4 separate regions of the Homo sapiens genome follow, and regions 1, 2 and 4 are each linked to region 3. Evidence: chromatin loops called from intact Hi-C (ENCODE). Cell type or tissue: PC-3. All regions are shown on one strand. Region 1 has its middle 49 kb from the start of LINC01186. Region 2 has its middle 120 kb from the start of LINC01186. Region 3 holds the start of LINC02595 (long intergenic non-protein coding RNA 2595). Region 4 has its middle 140 kb from the start of LINC01186.

The links. A loop is a pair of places that touch in the nucleus more often than their neighbours do. Peaks named below come from ENCODE experiments on the same cell type or tissue, not always from the same donor. Only the 100,000 strongest peaks of a DNase experiment are listed, where the experiment ranks them.
Region 1: it touches region 3 in a loop (5-fold over the local background); 12 of 110 quality-filtered maps call a loop at or near these places.
Region 2: it touches region 3 in a loop (7-fold over the local background); 3 of 110 quality-filtered maps call a loop at or near these places.
Region 4: it touches region 3 in a loop (5-fold over the local background); 2 of 110 quality-filtered maps call a loop at or near these places.

What each region holds. Positions count from the first base shown.
Region 1 is chrX:46,374,624-46,379,623 of GRCh38, forward strand. No RefSeq gene overlaps it. Among named protein-coding and RNA genes, the nearest start is that of LINC01186, 49 kb to the left of the region's middle. In PC-3, a CTCF peak has its summit at 2,115; DNase peaks (open chromatin) are centred at 1,368 and 2,098; H3K27ac peaks cover 2,084 bases.
Region 2 is chrX:46,207,187-46,212,186 of GRCh38, forward strand. No RefSeq gene overlaps it. Among named protein-coding and RNA genes, the nearest start is that of LINC01186, 120 kb to the right of the region's middle. In PC-3, no CTCF peak of the experiment used is centred here; DNase peaks (open chromatin) are centred at 1,495 and 2,805; H3K4me3 peaks cover 545 bases; H3K27ac peaks cover 3,085 bases.
Region 3 is chrX:45,847,538-45,852,537 of GRCh38, forward strand. LINC02595 (long intergenic non-protein coding RNA 2595) reads right to left here and starts at 3,953. Exons shown (of 3, transcript NR_125365.1): 1 at 3,817-3,953; 2 at 1,838-1,935; 3 at 537-676. In PC-3, a CTCF peak has its summit at 1,938; DNase peaks (open chromatin) are centred at 1,894 and 4,364; H3K4me3 peaks cover 4,809 bases; H3K27ac peaks cover 4,018 bases.
Region 4 is chrX:46,182,835-46,187,834 of GRCh38, forward strand. No RefSeq gene overlaps it. Among named protein-coding and RNA genes, the nearest start is that of LINC01186, 140 kb to the right of the region's middle. In PC-3, no CTCF peak of the experiment used is centred here; DNase peaks (open chromatin) are centred at 2,137, 3,477 and 3,887; H3K4me3 peaks cover 458 bases; H3K27ac peaks cover 3,668 bases.

The DNA.
Region 1 (5,000 bases), 530 kb after region 3:
CAACTTTTTGTGAGTCATTAATTAGGCCCTTACACAATAAACAAAGAAATTAATAAGGAAGTTCAATGTTTTAAAAAATGGGAAAAGAGTTATTTCTTGAAAAGAAAGAGCAAAGTTATTTTCAAATACTTAAGCAAGTGAACTGAAGTGGGGTTTTTTTCTTGAGTTAGACACAGGTTTAGTTAATTCTCACAAACATATCTGGGAAGATAAGGAGTTTTCAGTAGAAATGTTATCCTCAAAGAATATTCATGAGGGAGAAAAAGTGCAAGTGAAATCAAGTTGGAAGAGAAAATTAATACATACGTTGCTATGAAAGACCAGCTAATATTGGTCTCAAAACTCAGTTATGAGAACTATATGAAAGCTGAACACAGTTTAATACACGTGAAAGTGAGCAGAATCACTTTCTGCTTCCACTTGTACCAAGAACTAGTAAAAAGCATGTGGAAAATAGTACAGAAATGAGATGGGCACAGCACAAAGTTTACAAATTTCATCTCACAGCTAACCATCCTCAAACACATTGTACTCTGAATTTAAGCTAGGCATAGTACATAAAAAATCTTCTAGATCACATCTAGATACATCTCTTTTCTCTCTTTATCACAGAGGGCAGTGCTCCCCAGAATGGTAGAATTTGCCAGTTTTCTGAAAAGGTGATGGGGAGAGCACAACAGTAACAACTTTGCTTTGACAGGCAACTGACACCCATATGATTGATCATGCCAATTATTTCTCCAATGGTGGAATGAGGATCGATTTTTAATTGAAGATGGAATTCTAGCATTCGGAGATTTTTTTTTTCCTTTCTTTCTTTTTTTTTTTTGCTTGAACCAGAGCTATCCAGTTTTTGAAATGGCATGGCCTTCAGGGCCCATAGCCCTTTCTTGGACCTCCCACACTCTTCATATCACAAGGCCAAGAAAATAAGTACCTGCCCATAGCAAATAGCTATGGGCTATTTTTCCTAAACAGCTATGGGCATGTTTGCTCACCATTTCCTAAATCCCATGGAAACTGGGACAAAAGGACCCAAGAAACTTGAAGGGAGCACATTTTAAAACAACCCTACAAAACAGGCACTTTTTCTTGTATATTTTACCACCACTTTGCTTGTGCTGGTGAAAGTGGAGGGGAGATGAGAAAAGGCCTCATTTTGTATGTTAGCTCTTAGCTATTTGGTTTAAGGGATTTTTTTTTTCTTATAAAACATGCAACTGAAACTGGAAAGTCCTTCAGCTAGATGGTCAATGTTTTTTGTGGAATGTGAAAAGGATGGCTTTTTATATCACTGGGTAATTTACATACGCTTGGTAGGTTACTCCCAGATTTCCAGGGTAGAAAGTGACAGTGGGAGACGATGATTCAAATTGTTCAAATATCCATAGGGAAGACATATAAACTCACCACAGACTTTGATAACGTATTAGTCATTAGATATCTCATCCTGACCCCAGCCTCAGATTCACCTGCTGAATACCTGAGCTTAAGTAAGCCATACTTGGAAATGTGGAAACAGAACCCTACTGAGAAAAAAAAACTTATCAAGAAAAAAAAAATCTCTCTTTCCTGTGCCTAAACAATTTCCCCCCAAAGAGCCAGAAGCTAACACAATATTCCCCCCTAAAGAGCCAGAAGCTAACACAGTAACACAGGAAAAAATGAGAATACAAAAGGTAACATCTCTAAAAGGTACTTCAGCTTTCACACCACGATTCCACATCACTACATTGATGACATGCAGAAAGCAATCAAATGCAGGAATACTCTGGGTTGACTGAGCAGAGGCACAGAGTAACAGCCTGGGTAAGCAGCAGCCCTGCTCCTGGGCCAACAGCTGAGCACACCCAACAGAAATAGAATGGTCACTGACGCTGACCACAAGGCAGGCCCCACACAAGTAAGTGCTTTACCTGCCCTTTATCATGTAACTCTCATGGCAACCATCTGAAATAGGCATTTTTAATTTCCATCTTAAAGATGAGGAGACAGAGGCACTGAGGGGCTAAATAGCTTGTCAAGCTATTTGTATAGAAGTTAACACAACCGGCAAGAAGCAGAGAGTCAGGAGCCCGGGTCTTTCTGTTTCTTTAAGCAACATTGCCTCCCTGTGTTCAGGGCTGACTATTCTCTCTCAGGTTTTCAGAGCCATTTACACAGATGTTCAAAGAACAATGCCATGGTTCACTCATACAACATGGAAAAACATCATCATAAAACTCACAGAGTATCTCTCTAGTCTATAGAAGCCAAAATATCAGTGTGAAAAATAAAATCCACAGTCAATCTTACATTAATTCACTATGTCTTCTGAGTCCATTTTTTATTTGCTGATATATCCCATTCTTAACAGTGTTTTACAGATGCGATTTTTATTTTAAATTAAAATGGAAAAATAAAGGTTTCAAAACTGTTAAAGATATCATGACCGTGCTTAAAATTATTTTTTAAATAATACTGAGAAATCCCAAATCCAGAGCTCAGATAGCTTGTTTGAATCATTTTTCTTAAAAAAATAGTTTAGTGGACTTAGCCAGATGAAGCTCACATCTTGGCACCGTGATGTTCTGGATTATCCTTTGGCAGAGGGAAGGAAGTGGGACAATCTATTATCATTATTATTGTTATTATTACGTTTTTTCAAGATGGAGTGTCGCACTGTCGCCCAGGCTGGAGTGCAATGGTGTGGTCTCGGCTCACCGCAACCTCTGCCTCCCAAGTTCAAGTGACTGTCCTGCCTCAGCCTCCTGAGTAGCAGGGATTACAGGCACACACCACCACACCCGGCTAATTTTTTGTATTTTTAGTAGAGACGGGGTTTCACTACTTTGGCCAGACTGGTCTCGAACTCCTGACTTCGTGATCCGCCCACCTCGGCCTCCCAAAGTGCTGGGATTACAGGCGTGAACCACCATGCCTAGCCTATTAATATTATTTTTTAAGAATACAAGTGCAGAACGTGTAGGTTTGTTGCATAGGTAAACGTGTGCCATGGGGGTTTGCTGCACCTATCAACCCTTCATCCGTCATCTAGGTGGTTTTTTTGTTTGTTTTGTTTTTGTTTTTTGTTTTTAGAAGAGACAGGGCTTCACCTTGTTAGCCAGGATGGTCTCGATCTCTTGACCTCGTGATCCACCCGCCTCAGCCTCCCAAAGTGCTGGGATTACAGGCGTGAGCCACCGTGCCCGGCCCCCGTCATCTGGGTTTTAAGCCCTGTATGCATTAGCTATTTGTCCTAATGCTCCCCTCCCCCCGTCCCTCACCCCCCAACTGGCGCCAGTGTGTGTTGTTCCCTTCCCTGTGTCCACGTGTTCTTATTGGAACAATCTATTATAATCTGCACCTCAACTTCCCCCTCCTGTGCTTGCAGTCTCTTCAATAGCAATAACTTTTCTTTTTTTTTTTTTTTTTGTTTTTTTTTTTTGAGACAGAGTCTCGCTCTGTCGCCCAGGCTGGAGTGCAGTGGTGCAATTTCAGCTCACTGCAACCTCCACCTCCCAGGTTCAAGCAATTCTCCTGCCTCAGCCTCTTAAGTAGCTGGGATTACAGGCGTGTGCCACCACACCCAGCTAATTTTTATATTTTTAGTAGAGATGAGGTTTCGCCATGTTGGCCAGGCTGGTCTCAAACTCCTGACCTCAGGTGATCCACCCGCCTCGGCCTCCCAAAGTGCTGGGATTACAGGTATAAGCCACTGTGCCCGGCCAATAACTTTTCTTTCAGGCTTAAAACCTCTTCAGCAGCTCTATGTTCCATCAATTGCTAATTACCATAATTCCATCTCTGCAATTTTTTTCTTCTCTCTCCCTTTCTGTTGCAATGGCCCATATTCTAGTTCAGATCCTTCTTAACTCTTGCCTCTGAAGTGGCTTCCTTCCCTTCACCCAGTTCTTCCAACTGTCTCATATTAAGCCAAAGTTCATCTTCTAAAGCACATTGGTCTAACAGCATAAAGCACCCAGATCATCTTCAAAACTTCCAGTGGTTCCCTATTGCCAAGCCAGAAACAAACAAAGCAAAACAAAATGAAAAGCAAAATACACCTCAGTTTGGCATACAAGGCCATTCATGATCTGACTTCTGTTTACTTTTCCAAGCCAGATGATTTCCCACTATCCCAACCCCCTGCAACCTATTCAGCAGCCACAGAAGACAACACAATATTTCCCTAAAATGCCTTACATTCACCCACCAGAGCATTTTTTTTTCTTCAAAATACCTTCACAATCTGACATGTAAGTTCTATGAAGACAGAAACTTTGGTGCACCAAAAGTATACCCAGTACCTAGGCATGTGATAAACATTTTTTAATTGTGTTGCCGAAATGCCAGGGATTCAGTCCAGGCCCTGCTGATGGCCACACAGAACGCCAACCACTGAAACAATGAGTATTACCAGGGAAGAAGGCTTTAATTGGGTGCTGTGACCAAGGAGAACGACAGATAAAGTCTCAAACCCATCTCTCCAACTGGGGGTTTTATATAGTAGGGAAGGTGGGAAAACAGGAATTAAGGAGGGGAAAGAAAGCAATGATGATGGATGAGGGGTCTGGCATCTCATTGTCCAGATGCAGTGATCTGATGAGTTTCAGTCCCTTGCCTGAGGGTCGGTTTCCTAAGGAACGAACTCAGATGAGACAAATGTAAGTTTCTAATTTTAAGACCAGGGAGGGTCAATTTCTATATTTATTTAAAAAACCATAAATATTAGTTCTATGGGACAATCAGACCAGTTTTAAATGAATGATGTTCACCTTGTGAGAAATGTCCTTTTCTGATATCCTTACCCATTTATGTACTATCATTTCTTTCTATGCATCATTCATTCCTTCTCCACAACCCATCGCAGATGATCCTCACAAAGTCAGTCTCTTGTTTATGTCTTCTTTTCCCTTGTTTGTCTTCTTCTCTAACACTTTCATTGGCTGCCTCAGATTACAGGCACTCCTGCCTCTGGTTCTCCTGATGAAAAGCCCCTGGAAGGCAGAGAATATGTT
Region 2 (5,000 bases), 360 kb after region 3:
AAATTTACTTGTTAGATATTTTAACTGTACCATTCCAAATGGCTAGTGGGGAATGATACGTCCTTCCTAGGTAGCCTGAACCCCTTGGCTTTGTTGGATCTAGGTAAATTGTCATAGTGTCCTCTAGCACTGATTGGGTGTGGTTGTGGTGAATGAACCCTGTAATGTGCTGCCCAGATCCTCCTTCAGAAATGAAGAACTTATTCTCCCAGCTGCTAGTACTGCCCGTTGATCACTCTCTGCTCTCAGCCACTTTCAGGGCTTGCCTTGGCTAAAAAAATACCCAAGGTCCAACAGGGGCAACACACATCCAATGTCTAAACAATGCAGCTGGTATAAAGGCCTAGCTCCCTTGCCTCAATTTGGGACGGCTCTAAAGAGCCATCCTAATACCAGAGCTTCCCAGAAGATCAGCCAAGGCCTTCATTGGGACCAGCAGTTTAACCTCTCCCTCTAACCAGTCATGTTTCCATCCCCTTCTTTCTACAGGTATTGGCTCCAAGAGCACTTCCTAATAAACACCCTATATGCTGATCTCCATCTCAGAGTCTCATCCCTGGTGGCCTCACACTGTGACAGTCATCTTTAGTTCTGATGTTAGTCTAACATTTGATCTGTTCTGATCTCAAGTCCTCAATAAAAAATTCAGATTTATTCTTGGCTCACAGACTTACTTTTTATGAATGTCCTAGATGGAGACACTAAAGGTCTCTGCTCTGAAAGCTGTCACTCTCCTTTGAGGATATAAGTTTAAGAAGGAATAACAGATATATCTGCACACCTTTAGCAATCAAACCAAACCCAGTATGCATCAAACCAAACTACAGCAAGCAGTTCTTTGAAGGTTGGAAGCCATTTACTTCATCCGAATTGTGGGGTCCTACTTCTAGTCTCTCCATAAGGCAGAAACTGTCCTACTCAGGGTGGATCCCTAGTGCCTTGCACAGAGCCACAAACAGAAGAGGCGCTTGGTATGCGTTTAGTGAATGAATGAATGTATGCCTGGGTAGAAAGATGAACCAACCAATGCAGTCCCCCATGGCAGTGCTTGAGAGCCCCTAGAACTGAAAATGACCAACTCAAGGTAAGGAGATGGGAGGGACAAGAAGGATCAAGGGAATGAGGGGCAAATAGGAAAGTCCATAAGGAGGAAACAGAAGATTGAATCAAATCAAGCCAGTCTTCTACTAAAGGAGAGTTCTGCAACCTCAACCACTCTTTAACTTTCTCTCACCTTAGTCACTTGTCACCACTTCCTCACCTCCATTCAACCTACTAAACTATAGCAGCATATTATAGTCCCTGCTTTATTGCTACATTATTTGTGGCATTGTGAGAATTTGTCTGTGGCACCAGAATAGTCCTGGCTAACTCTAAATTCTTTTTATAGTAAGCCTCTTCTGCAGCAGTTGAAATTGAAATTAGAAACATGCGGGCCTTGAGCACTAAGCTGGGGCTGATGAGCAGGAAGTGGTAAATGAATAACTACCTTATTAGATCATATTTTCATTGTACAATTCCTTAGAACAAAGACACTTGCAGCCACAAGACTTGCTACCTAGTGATATAGTTGCGCTGAAGCCAGTAATAATTGTACCATGCTAAAAGCCTATTCAAATCCATCATTGGGAAATATAAGGAAACTTCAGACACTTCAGGATTTACTATATTTTTTCTGGATAAACTATGACTTAATAAGGGAAGTTTTAAAAGTGATTCAGGGCATCAACTAACATGACAGAAAATATTTTAAACAATGGCATAAATGGATCAGTGTTCTCTTGTTTAAAACTAAAATCTATTCTTTTTCTTTTTTTCTTTTTTAAGCGAAAAGACATTTAAGACAAAAGCCTTTAGGGGTCCTTTCAAATTCTCAAATGTCTGACTAGGGTTTCAAATAACAATGGATTAGAGAAGAAACCTCCCCCAACTATACCATACTTAAACACATTAATTATTACACTAGGCTGAACAAACTAATCCTGAATGCTCAACAATGTTATTAGTACTAGAGGCAGCACTATTTGAAAGCTTTCACTTTTCCCCTAGTACTTATGCCTGATTACAGGTGTAAGAAAGTTTCCTATAGTATGTGTCTCACAAAATCCACTGTGAATGTTTGCCACATTTCATATCATGTGAAACATTAGGCATGTGTATAGATAGGGTAGAACTCAGCATGCAGCACTGATCAGATGATTATAAAGCATGAGGCAGAAACCAAATAGGTGGGCAGTTTTTTACTAACCACACAGAACTGCTTCATAAGATTACTCCCAAGAGTCCAGGTTCTAGTAAAATTATTTATGGTTAAGTGTTATAAGGTTATGCAAAGAATGTATCGACAATAACCAACTCCAGTTTTTCATGGATGCCATTATTATTTAGGGTTCCCATATTTAGTTACCTTCTAACAGTATAGGTCTGTTTCAAAAATGAACTTTGGAGAAAGTTTAAAAATTATGATCTTTTTAAAACAATTATTAGCCAAATAATCTCCCAATGAATGGATAGTGATTCAAATTTAGTAAACCATAATTTAAGAAGTTCTATTGTTTACAGTTACTCCCAGAATAACTTAATTCAGCAATGTTCCAGGTTTATCCTATGCCCACACTCTTGCAGAACAGCCTGTCAGTTACCCGCATTCCTACACCTGAGGGTGGAAGGAAATCATGTAAAATGTCAATAACGAAAGGGGTAAAAAGAATTTTCAGAACCTGATTTTCCCCATTCCTTAGGATGTGCTCAGAGCAATGGGAGGGGAGAAAAAGAAAGAATATGTACATGTTAAAGGAAACCATAAAGGTTATCCACGTTTACATAACCACAGAATGTGCAAGGTTTACCCAGGTGATAAAACCACCCACTTTCATTCATTCAGGAGGTAGTCACACTTATTTTGTGTCCAAAATAAACCTATACAACTGGAGGCATTATGGAGGGGAGGGCGTCAAAGGTTAACACATACTTAACAAGCAGGGAGAGAGGGAGAAGGAATACTGTTTGGAGAACAGGGGAATGAAATGGAGTGTTCTAAGGAAAAATTCACAAATACGCTCTTAGAGAAAATACTAATACAAGTGAATATGAACCAGAAGATGTATTCTTTAACAAATTGGTGGGAGATAAATAGACCACAAAGTTTAGTTTTATTCAAATATATTTTCTCTTTTTTAATTCCCAGCAAGTCAGAAGCATATGCCTCTTAGCAACATCATTGCCCTGTGAGAGCTCATCTCACCAGAAGGACAGCTAAAAATGGGTCCATATGTACCTTTGGCAATAAAAATGTTTCAGTAACGGCTGCTTGCGTGCTTGTAATACAGAATTTAGCCAGGTTTATTATTGCACCTGATGTTGTATATAAAACTGCGTATACTATTTAAAAATCTCTGACAGACTTACGAAATTAACCATAGTATGGGAACTCTGTGCTAACATGATGAATAAATGACTGAACATGTGAATTCCTGTCTACATTATTGGAAAACATTTCCCCTCATGTATTCTTTTTTTTTTTTTTTTTTTTTTTTGAGATGGAGTCTCGCTCTGTTGCCCAGGCTGGAGTGCAGTGGCACAATCTCGGCTCACTGCAACATCTGCCTCCCTGGTTCAAGCAATTCTCCTGCCTCAGCCTCCCAAGTAGCTGGGATTACAGGCATGTGCCACCACACCCAACTAATTTTTGTACTTTTGGAGAGATGGGGTTTCACCATGTTGGGCAGGCTGGTCTCGAACTCCTGACCTCCGGTGATCTGCCTGCCTCAGCCTCCCAAAATGCTGGAATTAACAGGCGTGAGCCACTGTGCCTGGCCCTTTCTCATGTATTCTTGAAGCTTGTTCTCCAATTTCATCCTGGGGAAGAGCTGGTATTAGAATAGGATCTATAATGCTTTTCCCCAAGAAAGTATTATCTTATAAGTGGAGAGGGGAAGAATTCATTTTTTGTCCTATTTTTTTAAAGAAAATGTTTTGTCGAAGTATAACTTACATACCATAAAATTCACCAGTTTTTAGTATACACATTAATAATATTATATGTATGTGTGTATATACATATATATATTATTATTATTTATTTATTTATTTATTTATTTATTTATTTATTTATTTTAGACAGTCTCGCTCTGTCATCCAGGCTGGAATGCAGTGGTATGATCATAGCTCACTGCAATCTCAAACTCCTGGGCTCAAGTCATCCCCTGCCTCAGCCTCCCAAAGTGTTACGATTACAGGCGTGAGCCACTGCTTCTGGCTATTTCTTATGTTTATAGAGTTGTGCCACTATCATCACAAACCAACTTTAGAATATTTCCTTCACCCCAAAAAGATCCCTCATGACCATTTGGCAGTCACTTCTCATTCCTACTGCAGCCCAGGCAACCAATAATCTACTGTTGCTCTCTATAAATTTGTCTTTTCTGGACATTTCATATACATAGAACCATACATTATGTGGACTTTTGTGACAGGCTTCTTTCACTTAGCATAGTATTTGAGTTGCATCCATGTTGTTGAATGCATCAGTTCATTGTTCCTTTTAATTGCTGAATAATATTCCATTATATGGATATATCACATTTTGTTTAATCATTCAAAAGTTGATGGACATTTGGGTTAGCTATTATGAATTATGCTGCTATGAACATTTGTGTGCAAGTCTCCCCATGGACACATTTTCATTTCTCTTAGATAGATATCTAGGGGTGAAATTGCTGGATTATATGGTAGATTTATGTTTAACTTTTTAAGAACCTGCCGAACTGTTTTCCAAACTGGCTGTACCATTTTATGTTCCCATCAGAAATATATGAGGATTCCAGTTTCTCCACATCCTTGCCAAAACTTATTGTCTGTCTTTTTTATTATAGCCATTCTAGTGAGTATAAAATGGTATTTCAATGTTATTTTCAGTTCCATTTCCCTAATGACAAATGAGCCTGAGCATCTTTTTCATGTGCTTACAGAACATTAGTATATCTTTTTGGCGAGATATC
Region 3 (5,000 bases):
GAGAAAGCTTCATTCTCTTGAGCGGCCATTTTGATGCCTGACCCTTAACACGGCCAGCACAATAACTTTAGCATCCGTGTGAAAGTACCAATAGCGGTGGTAGGCGCTGGCTCATGCCTGTAATCCCAGCGCTTTGGGAGACCGAGGCGGGAGGATCACCCGAGGTCAGGAGTTGGAGACCAGCCTTACCAACATGGTGAAACCCCATCTCTACTAAAAATACAAAAATTAGCCGGGCCTGGTGGTGGGTGCCTGTAATCTCAGCCACTCAGGAGGCTGGGGCAGGGGAATCGCTTGAACCCGAGGTGAAGGTTGCAGTGAGTCGAGATCATGCCACTACACTACAGCCTGGGCGACAGAGACTCCTTCTCAAAAAACAACAACAACAACAACAACAACAACAAAAAAACATACCAATAGCTATGGCCTACCATTCCCAGGAAAGAAAGTAAAAGCCCACAAAGGTAAATATTTTCTTCCCTTTGGCGTCTTCTGCCCTTCATTATAAAGAGTTGCTCAGTTGTTGAAAAAGGATCTTAATATGCAAAACTTTACATTTTAGTGAGAATCAAAGGCAAATTCTTTTGAACTGTGTCACAACGAATAACATTACAAACATGTCTCTCATCAGCACATAACTCGTCCTTATTTTAGTCAAGCAGGCAAATTAGTGGGCCTGTAAAAACAGCAAGGTAGTAGGAGAAAAATCATCAGAAGGTTAATAGCAGAAGGGCTTGGTTTAAAAGAAGCCTCCTAATGCATCTGTATTCTGATCGGTGTTACGTCAATTCAACAGTGAGATGCAGTTTTATTAAAAGCTGATACTTGGCTGGGTGCAGTGGCTCATGCCTGTAGTCCTAACACTGTGGGAGGCCAGGGCAGGCAGATCGCTTGAGCCCAGGAGTTAAAGACCAGCCTGGACAATATGGCAAAACCCTGTCTCTACAAAAAATACAAAAACAACCCCGGCGTGTTGTGGGAGGTTGTAGTGAGATGGAGATGTAGGAGATGTAGGATGTAGGAGATGGAGGTTGTAGTGAGCTGAGATCCTGCCACTGCCCTCCACCTGGGTAACAAAGCCAAACCCTGTCACCAAAAAAAAAAAAAAAAAAAAAAAAAAATTTTTTTTTTTTTTTGAGACGAAGTCTCACTCTGTTACCCAGGCTGGAGTGCAGTGGCGCGATCTTGGCTCACTCCAAGCTCCACCTCCCGGGTTCACGCCATTCTCCTGCCTCAGCCTCCCGAGTAGCTGGGACTACAGGCGCCCGCCACCACGCCCGGCTAATTTTTTGTATTTTTAGTAGAGACGGGGTTTCACCGTGTTAGCCAGGATGGTCTCGATCTCCTGACCTCGTGATCCGCCCGCCTCGGCCTCCCAAAGTGCTGGGATTACAGGCGTGAGCCACCACACCCAGCCAAAAAATAAAAAAAATTTTTAAGCTGATATTGTTATTGGTTCATGCAGGTGACTCTGTTAACATTATCTCAAATGAAATTATTCAGAACAATTGGCAGTTTTATGTAGTTTCAGGAAAAGTGTTTTGAAAAGCAGATATCAAACAACTGGTTAAATGCAAAGCCACATGGTCACAATGGAAAAACAACTCTTTTAGAACAGTAAAAAGTCATGTAATATAATGACATGCAGAATTTTTATTTAAATACATTGTCAGAAATAGATTAGACCCTGCTTCTCCTCGGAGGTTACCTCAAAATACATTTCACTTCATAGAAATTTATATAAGTGTCAAAATATTGAACATAAGAGCAAATGGGTTAGTACTACTGGAATGCAATAATTATAAAGCTAGATAGGTGGATTAATTGTCCTACATACCTGTGGTTTTTCAGATTCCTGTGCTTGCTTACTCATGTACATTTGACTCTTTCAGAAACCACTTCTGGAAGCTCCCGGTCTGGCTTCTACACTGCCACCTGTAGACATAAAAGAGAAATAAATCATGTATTATTCGTCAACAATGCATCTTTTCTAGGCATCTAACGGGGACATCTGGGGAAAAAGTGGCAAAACATTTGCTCCAAAAGACAAAAATGTTCTTTCTCCTCTGTGTTGAAAATTCCTAAGGCGTCCTTCTCCCCAATGGTATGATAAATTATTTGATTAGAAATTGAAACATATGTAAGTCTCAGATCATCAACTATACACCACTCTGAGCCGATCATTAAAGAGATGGAGTCGCAGAACTCAACTTACAGCCATTTCAAGACCTGTCGTTTAAAATTAAAAGAAAACTTCACCGCTTTGTTCATCTGTAATTCAGAATTCTGTAAATTGACACAAAGAAAGATCAGGGGCGATTCAGGCTAAGGTTACTTTACCACAAGGTTGTAAGATGTCTATTTAAAATAACAGTAATTCTAACCTGAACTACAGTTTTGTCCAATCCAAACAGCAGTTTGGTGGGGTATTTTCATCAAAATGCCCTATCCTTGATTTGAATATGAATGACTGCGGAAGGGTCTTTCTGAAACCCCACGGATTTTAATACAGGTAGGTCCTTTTTCCAAAAAAAAAAAAAAAAAAAAGTCAGGAAATGAACAAACAGGAATAAAAATTCATGAACAACTATCGGCAAATCCAAGCAGCCATGAGACGTGCGAGTGTGTGTGTGTGTGTGTGTGTGTGTGTGTGTGTGTGTGAGAGAGAGAGAGAGAGAGAGACAGAGACAGAGAGAGAGAGAGAGAGAAAGAGACAGAGAGAGACCGACCGACAGACACACACTGAGATTTCTGGAGTTAATTGCGAATAACCGCGCCGCGAAGCTTTTTTACCTCCTCCAAGTCCCACAGTCTACCTAGGACAAGTAAGCCCGGCTCCAGCACCTTAAGCCAAAGACACAAGCACCACCACCTCCACCCCCACTACCTAGGCGAGACAGCGCCAAAAGCCACCGAGCGTGCACGCCAGCCAGGCCCGCTACCCCGCAAACCCGGGAGCTTCTTTATCCCCAGCAGAGATCCGCCCCACTTACCAGTAATTTACTTTAACGCCTCGAAAGCATGATTTGGTTTACGGAATTGCAGCAAATAAAAGAAAATCAAGTCTCCTTGAGACACTGTCCTCCTCCTCCCTAGGACGCACATTCACACGGAACACTCTCCTTTCGCTCTCAACCCCGAACACGCTCTGGACTATCCCAAGAGGGTCTTTGGGGACCCGCCAGAGATCGATACTGCTCCCACGTGCCTCCATTAAACCCTTGTCCAAACATGCACAAGGCGCCAAGGGCATGTGCAGAATCAGCCCTCAGAGTAAGTTCAGCAAACCCATTCCCTACCCCCGAAAGCGCGAGGGAGCACCCTGACGCAAGCGCCGGCCCCGGCAGACAATACTCAAGCAACTCCAGCCTTCCGCGCACACGCCCCGACCGGTCCAGCCACCACTCTCTCCTCCCATGGTCCCTACAGTCTTCGGGCCGGGAGCAGGGGGCGTCCTGATGGTTGCTGGGTGTGGACTGTGAAGAGAAGGGCAACCTGCACACGCCACCGATACTGCGGGGCGGGTAGGAGATCGCAGTTTTCCAAAGCCCCACCGGTGTGCCCAGCTCCTCAGAAGGGGTGGGGTGGGGACAGTGGAACCGAGGGAGTGAACCCTAAGGGAGGCAGCTTTTCTGCACCTCTTTCCCACCTACCACAGCGCGCGCGCAGAAGCGCGCCCACCACGGGGCCGTGCACCTTCCTTCTGCCCCTGGACCTACCCAGCCCTCGCCCCCAAGCGCAGTGGCCTGGAAGAGCGGGCGTCCGGCCCGCGGTGGCCGGGGGAGCGGGCAGAGCGCCGCGCTCGGGGGTGCCCACCTGCGCGCAGGGTCGTCGCTGCTGCCGGTGCACCCGCCGCTGTTGCAGTCTCCAGCTGCAGGAGGAAGAGGCGCGGCGGCTGAGCCCCCGGACTCCACGCGCCTACTCGCGCCCCGGAGCGGTGGTCCTCATTTCCCTTCGTCCCGGCTGGCGAGCCACCCACCTCGCCCGCAGGTTCTGCCAGTCCCGCGGCCCGCCAGAGCCCAAGCTATCCTCTCCGCCCCTTTCCCGCCGCCCCGCGCTGCGCTGCGCTCCGCCCCCTGCCCGCCCATCCCCGCCGGGGCCCAGCCGGGGGCTGCGGGCGCCGCGCCTCGTGCCGCAGATTTCGGGTTCTTGGGTCTGTGGCGGTAGAAAGGGGATGGGGGGGACCAGGGGTGCGGCCCTGGGGTCCGCCCCCAACCCCGCTCTCCCAACCGGTTCCCCACTCCTGGGGCCCGCGGCGGCCGCCCGCGGCTAAGGGTGTGGGAACCGTGCACTCTGCCCCCGCTCTTCCGGCGTCTCCCCGCATGGCACCTTCCGTGGCCCAGAGGGTGCCTCGTGTCTTAGGGGGAGGGGGGTTGGTGAAGCAAGGTGGAGTGAGCCTGAGAGTGGAAGCGAAGAAATTACCATGTGAATTGCCAGGGGATGCAAGTTGCTGCCTGTGCCCTGTTTCTTCTACATTAACTACCTGGATGTGCTGCTTCCCTTGCTACAACCGCAGTAATATTCAGAAGCTTGAATATAAGATTTCCAAGTTAATTGGCTGTAGGGTGGTTGGGTTTTTTTTTTTTTAATGTAATGATGGCAGAAGACAACAGATTCACTCTTTTTAAAAAGTTACTTTACATATATGTACAATATATAAAGCCATATTTCTAATTTAAAAAATAGCAAAATGTAAATAACAGAACAGCTGTGTTTTACAGAAACAAATCCAGTGTGTATGTGTTATTTAAACCCACGGTAATTATATTAATTGGTTCGTTTTAAAGTGTATTTTAGGTATTTCTTAAAACGGACTCAGAATTTAGGGATTAGGAACCCCTGAGTTTTAATTTGGCTTTTTGTCATAGTTCTAAAATGTCAATTTCATGGAAATTACTAAATGAGGTTGTTTAGAAAAATGGGTTCTTTTTCTTCCAGGTTGGCAGCATTTTCAGATCTGGCAAAGGACAGAATTTTTTTTAAAGCCAAGAGATAATAAA
Region 4 (5,000 bases), 340 kb after region 3:
ACTTCCATCTGCCTTCCATTGCTGCTATTGAGGGGTCAACTATCAGTATAAATGCCACTCTTTTGAATGTCATCTGTCTTATTTTCTGGGCCTACATTTTTGTTTTCCTTTTGTCTTTGCTGTTCTTCATTTTCACTGTTAGGGGTAGGTAGAAATATTTTTAAATATCTCACTTGAAATTAAGGGGCTTCTGGAATTGTGGGTTAATGTATTTCATCAGCTGTAGAAAATTTTTACTATATTTTCATTCTCTCTCTATTGTACTTTAGGATTCTACACGAATGATTGTTAGATGTTTTCTCTCTATCACCCCATGTCTCTTAATCTCTTGTTTTATTTTCCATCCTTTATTTTCTCTGTGTTGAATTCTGGATAATTTTTTCAGACTTATTTTCAAATTCACCAGTTATCTTTTTATCCATGAGTAATCTGCTAATAATTTTATACATTATCATATATCCATATATATATTCATTTCTAGAAGTTATAACTTTTCCAAATCTGTTGGAAATCTGGTTCTTTTCCAAATCTGTTGTCACTTTATAAGGTTTCCTGTTTGCACAGATACTTTGTCTTTTATTTATGTAAATATTGAAAGCATAGTTGTTTTACAACCCTTGACTGATAATTCCAGTATCTGGAGACTTCGTGAATTTTGTTTTGTTGTCTATTATTTCTGTTTGTCCTCATGCACCGTGCTTTCTTTTTGTGTGAATAGCACTGTTTGATGCTAAAATATTTTTGAAAAATTATTTGTAGGAAAAAATTTGAGTTCTGGTATGAAAGGTACTTCTTCAAAAGAAAATGCACATTTGCTAAAGCCAAATATCTGAAGACACTATCTGTTCAAAATCACTCAGACTAAATTCAACGCTTGAGGGGTTTGGGCTTGTTTTGGCATTTCAAAAGATGTCAATTTCAGCTAACAGTACATTCAAAGCCCAATTTACTTCTGCTTCACCCTGACTGAACGGTAGAGCCCTTTGGAATTTCAGCTTAAAATGGAGAAGATCTCCTCTTAGACTCCCCACCTTGGGCAGGCGATGTCACCTTGGCTGTTAAAGTTCCAATTTCTCCAGATTGGCAAAGACCTTCAATGGCCTCTGGGCTCCCCGTACCTCTCTGGGTTCCTGCTTTCCCTTCAAGTTTGCCCTAGAAATTCTTCACTCTCTTTCAGCTTTTCAATGTTTTTTAAAAACATTTTATTTCTTGCATTTTATCCATAATATATAGGGTTTTCTCCCTGCAAAAAGATTGGTCCAAATAACCTAATTGAACATTACTAGAAACAAATTAATGGATAATATTTAGAGAAAAGCCCCATTACAGATTGGAATTGTATAGGTCCTGATGTGACAAGGCTACAGTGCATTATTTTTATTTATTTTCAGTTTGTTTTTGTGAGGAGGGGGTGCCCATTCCAGTTTCTGCAAACAACAACCTTATTTTAGGGGAAAAATGAAACATTCAATAGCAGTCTTTGTCTTTTGGTATCAGCAATGAAAAGATTTTCTTCCCCATCTATTAGTGGGGGAAGGGTCAAAAACATTTTTTACTCTATCAGTTTCTCTTTTCAGACATATTTATATAATTTTACAATTTCCTTTATGTTACAAAATATTTGTTAGCAATTCTCAAATTTACCTTTCCTATTTTGCGCTTACATGTCTTTGTTATTCCTCTTTCCTGCTTTTCTCTTATTTGTATGAGGACAAGGGTTAAGGTTTGCACGTTCCTTTTTATGGTCTTTTTTGTGGGAGGCACAGAGGGATGAAGGAGAACTTTATATTTTTCCTGTCTTACTTGGACTTTTGGTCTGCTAGCCTATATTTTTTAATTCACTTTCTTTGTTTTTCTGGGAAAGCTATCAAGTGCTGATGCAGAAGTTTCTCTGAGTTTTATGGTGATGGGATTGGATTCAGAAAAAAATTTTAAAGGTAAATAAATAAGGGAGGATTATAAGAAGTTTCGAAGAAACTACAAGTCAGACTTTTTGTAACAACTGGATTATCTCATCTATTAATAAATCCAACTTCATCAAGCAATAACTTGCTGCTCTCTCATTATAATCAATGCTTAAAAAGTGTTCCTAGTCTTGTCATTCGTGAGTCACCACTATTAAAAACTGCACTACCTAGGGGTTTTGTGAAGAAGGGAGACTCCACCCATATACACCCACACTGAATGAATCAAGAGTTGATACTTGAGAAAATAAAAGATAAGTAACAAGCCAAAATATGACAGAAGAGGCTGATACAAACAAAAAGATATCAAGCAGAAAAAAAATTAATGAGATATAAAATTAATAATTATTTGGGATTATTAAAACATTGGAGGCCATATTGTCACTTCATTACAAGCTATGCATGTCTATAAATTATCTAGGACCTCCAGTTTTCTAGATGAGATATTACACCTTCACTGTGAATTCTCTTTATTTCTCCTAAATTCAGTGATCCTCTGTTCTGATGGAGCCTTAGGAGATCCACTCTAATAATATGTTTCATCACAGTCATTCGAAAAGCTAGTAAGAGGTATCATAAGAAAAAATTCCTCATTAAATTAGACTGGGAAATACCAAATTAAACAAAGTCAACCAATTTTCTCTAGTGTACATTTCCTTGAGCCTTCAGCATGCTAATTGGCTTGACAAATCTCTAAGAGAGAAGTTAGTATATAGTAATCCTTTTTTATTGAGCATGTCTTGGAACACATGCTCTGTGGAACATGCTGCGAGAAATTTAGCTGTAAAGTGTAGAGTGAGAATTTTGAAAAAGAGGGAGAGAAAAATCTATTTCTTCATCCTGTTGGAAGTTACATTACCAGTAAAGCCCTAAGAGTCTTTATCTCATTTTCTAATATTGTGTGTAACACATTCATTATCCTTGGAAATCTAAGATATTGAAAAGTTAAGTAACTTGTCCAAGATCATACATTTGTAAGCGGAAGAACTAGGATTTGAGTTCAGAGGTTCTTGATTCATGCCCTTAACAGTATATCTATCAAAAAATCTTTCTGGTGTTTACACCCATTCCTGAGTAAGAACAATTCTTGTAAGAAAATGTACATAAACACATAAATTTCCACAGGTCGCTGACATTCTGATGGTTAAGACAACTGTGTCATCAGGGATGGATTGAATGTTACAAAATGTGTTTGGGTGTTTGTCCTGTACATACATTTTGATTAACTGGCCTAGCACACAGGTACAATTTAGAAGGACCTAACCTTCCACCTTGCTCATCAGGAATGAGAAAAATGCCTATGGCATTCATAAAGTACACCAGTCTACATAGCTTCTTCTATCACTGGGAGGGAATAGGGTCCAGTTTCACCAGCAGCATCTCCCTTCTGTCTGCTCCTCATGTATTCATTCTCTTTTACATCCCTTCCTGATTCTAATCCAAGTTTCTGTTTTAGAAGTGATTATCAAGTAAAAAAATTGCTGGTGGAATTCTTATGTGGTTCATGTTAGACGTGAGATTTACAGAGAACTTGACAGGTACCAAGTCTCATTCCTTTTAAATGATACACTAAACGTGCCCAGAGATGTTTCAGATTGTCCCAGGAACATACATACCAGGATTCGTTAGGGCATGATGTTTATCTGTGCATCCAAGTTGAAATGGTGAAAGACTTGCATATGATTCCTTCCAAGTCCTCAACAATTTATTTTTAAGGAGACAAGGTTTTATATTTAAACCAAATCCAAAAACCCCCACAAGTACAATAATAGAGAATCGGTTAAATAAAATATGACAAAAGATCAAAAAGTCTTTAAAATGTTTATAGGTTGTTAATGATAAGGAGAAACACTCATGATGCAACTTACTCATTCTGCAAATATTTATTTAGCATGTACTATGTATCAGGCTTTCTTTTAAAGACTGGGGACAGACTGAATAGAAATAAGCGGCCCCCTCGTCCATGCCCCTTTTGTCAAAGGAATCACTGGAAGGCCCACTGCCCCAGGGGACGAAGGTCCTCTGAGTCAGAAGCCACTAATCAGATGATCCAGCAGCAGGACTGAGGGTGCCCGGGGCAAGTGCCAGCCCATGCCATCACCCTCACAGAGCCCTGGGTATGCATGACCATTGAGGTCCAGGAGGTTAACTGCCTCCTGGACACTGGCACAGCCTTCTCAGTCATACTCCTCTGTCCTGGACAACTGTCCTCCAGATCTGTCACTATCCAAGGGGTCCTAGGACAGGCAGTCACTAGATAACTTCTCCCAGCCACTAAGTTGTGACTGGGGAACTTTACTCTTTTCACATGTCTTTTTAATTATGCCTGAAAGCCCCACTCCTTTGTTAGGAAGAGACATTCTAGCAAAAGCAGGAGCCATTATACACTAGAATTAGGGAAAAGAAAAGAGTAAATATATATACAGATTCTAAGTATGCTCACCTAGTCCTCCAAGCCCACGTAGCAATATGGAGAGAAAGGGAATTCCTAACTTCTGAGGGAACACCTATCAAACATCAGGAAGACATCAGGAGATTATTATTGGCTGTACAGAAACCTAAAGAGGTGGCAGTCTTACACTGCCAGGGGCATTAGAAAGGAAAGGAAAAGGAAATAGAAGGGAACCGCCAAGCGGATATTGAAGCCAAAAGAGCCGCAAGGCAGGACCCTCCATTAGAAATGCTTATAGAAGGACTCCTAGTATGGGGTAATCCTCTCTGGGAAAACAAGCCCCAGTACTCAGCAGAAGAAATAGAATGGGGAAGTTCATGAGGACATAGTTTCCTCCCCTCAGGATGGCTAGCCACCGAAGAAGGAAAAATACTTTTGCCTGCAGCTAACCAATGGAAATTACTTAAAAGCCTTCACCAGACCTTTCACTTAGGCATTGACAGCACCCATCAGATGGCCAAATCATTATTTACTGGACCAGGCCTTTTCAAAACTATCAAGCAGATAGTCAGGGCCTGTGAAGTGTGCCAAAGAAATAATCCCCTGCCTTATCACCAAGCTCCTTCAGGAGAACAAAGAACAGG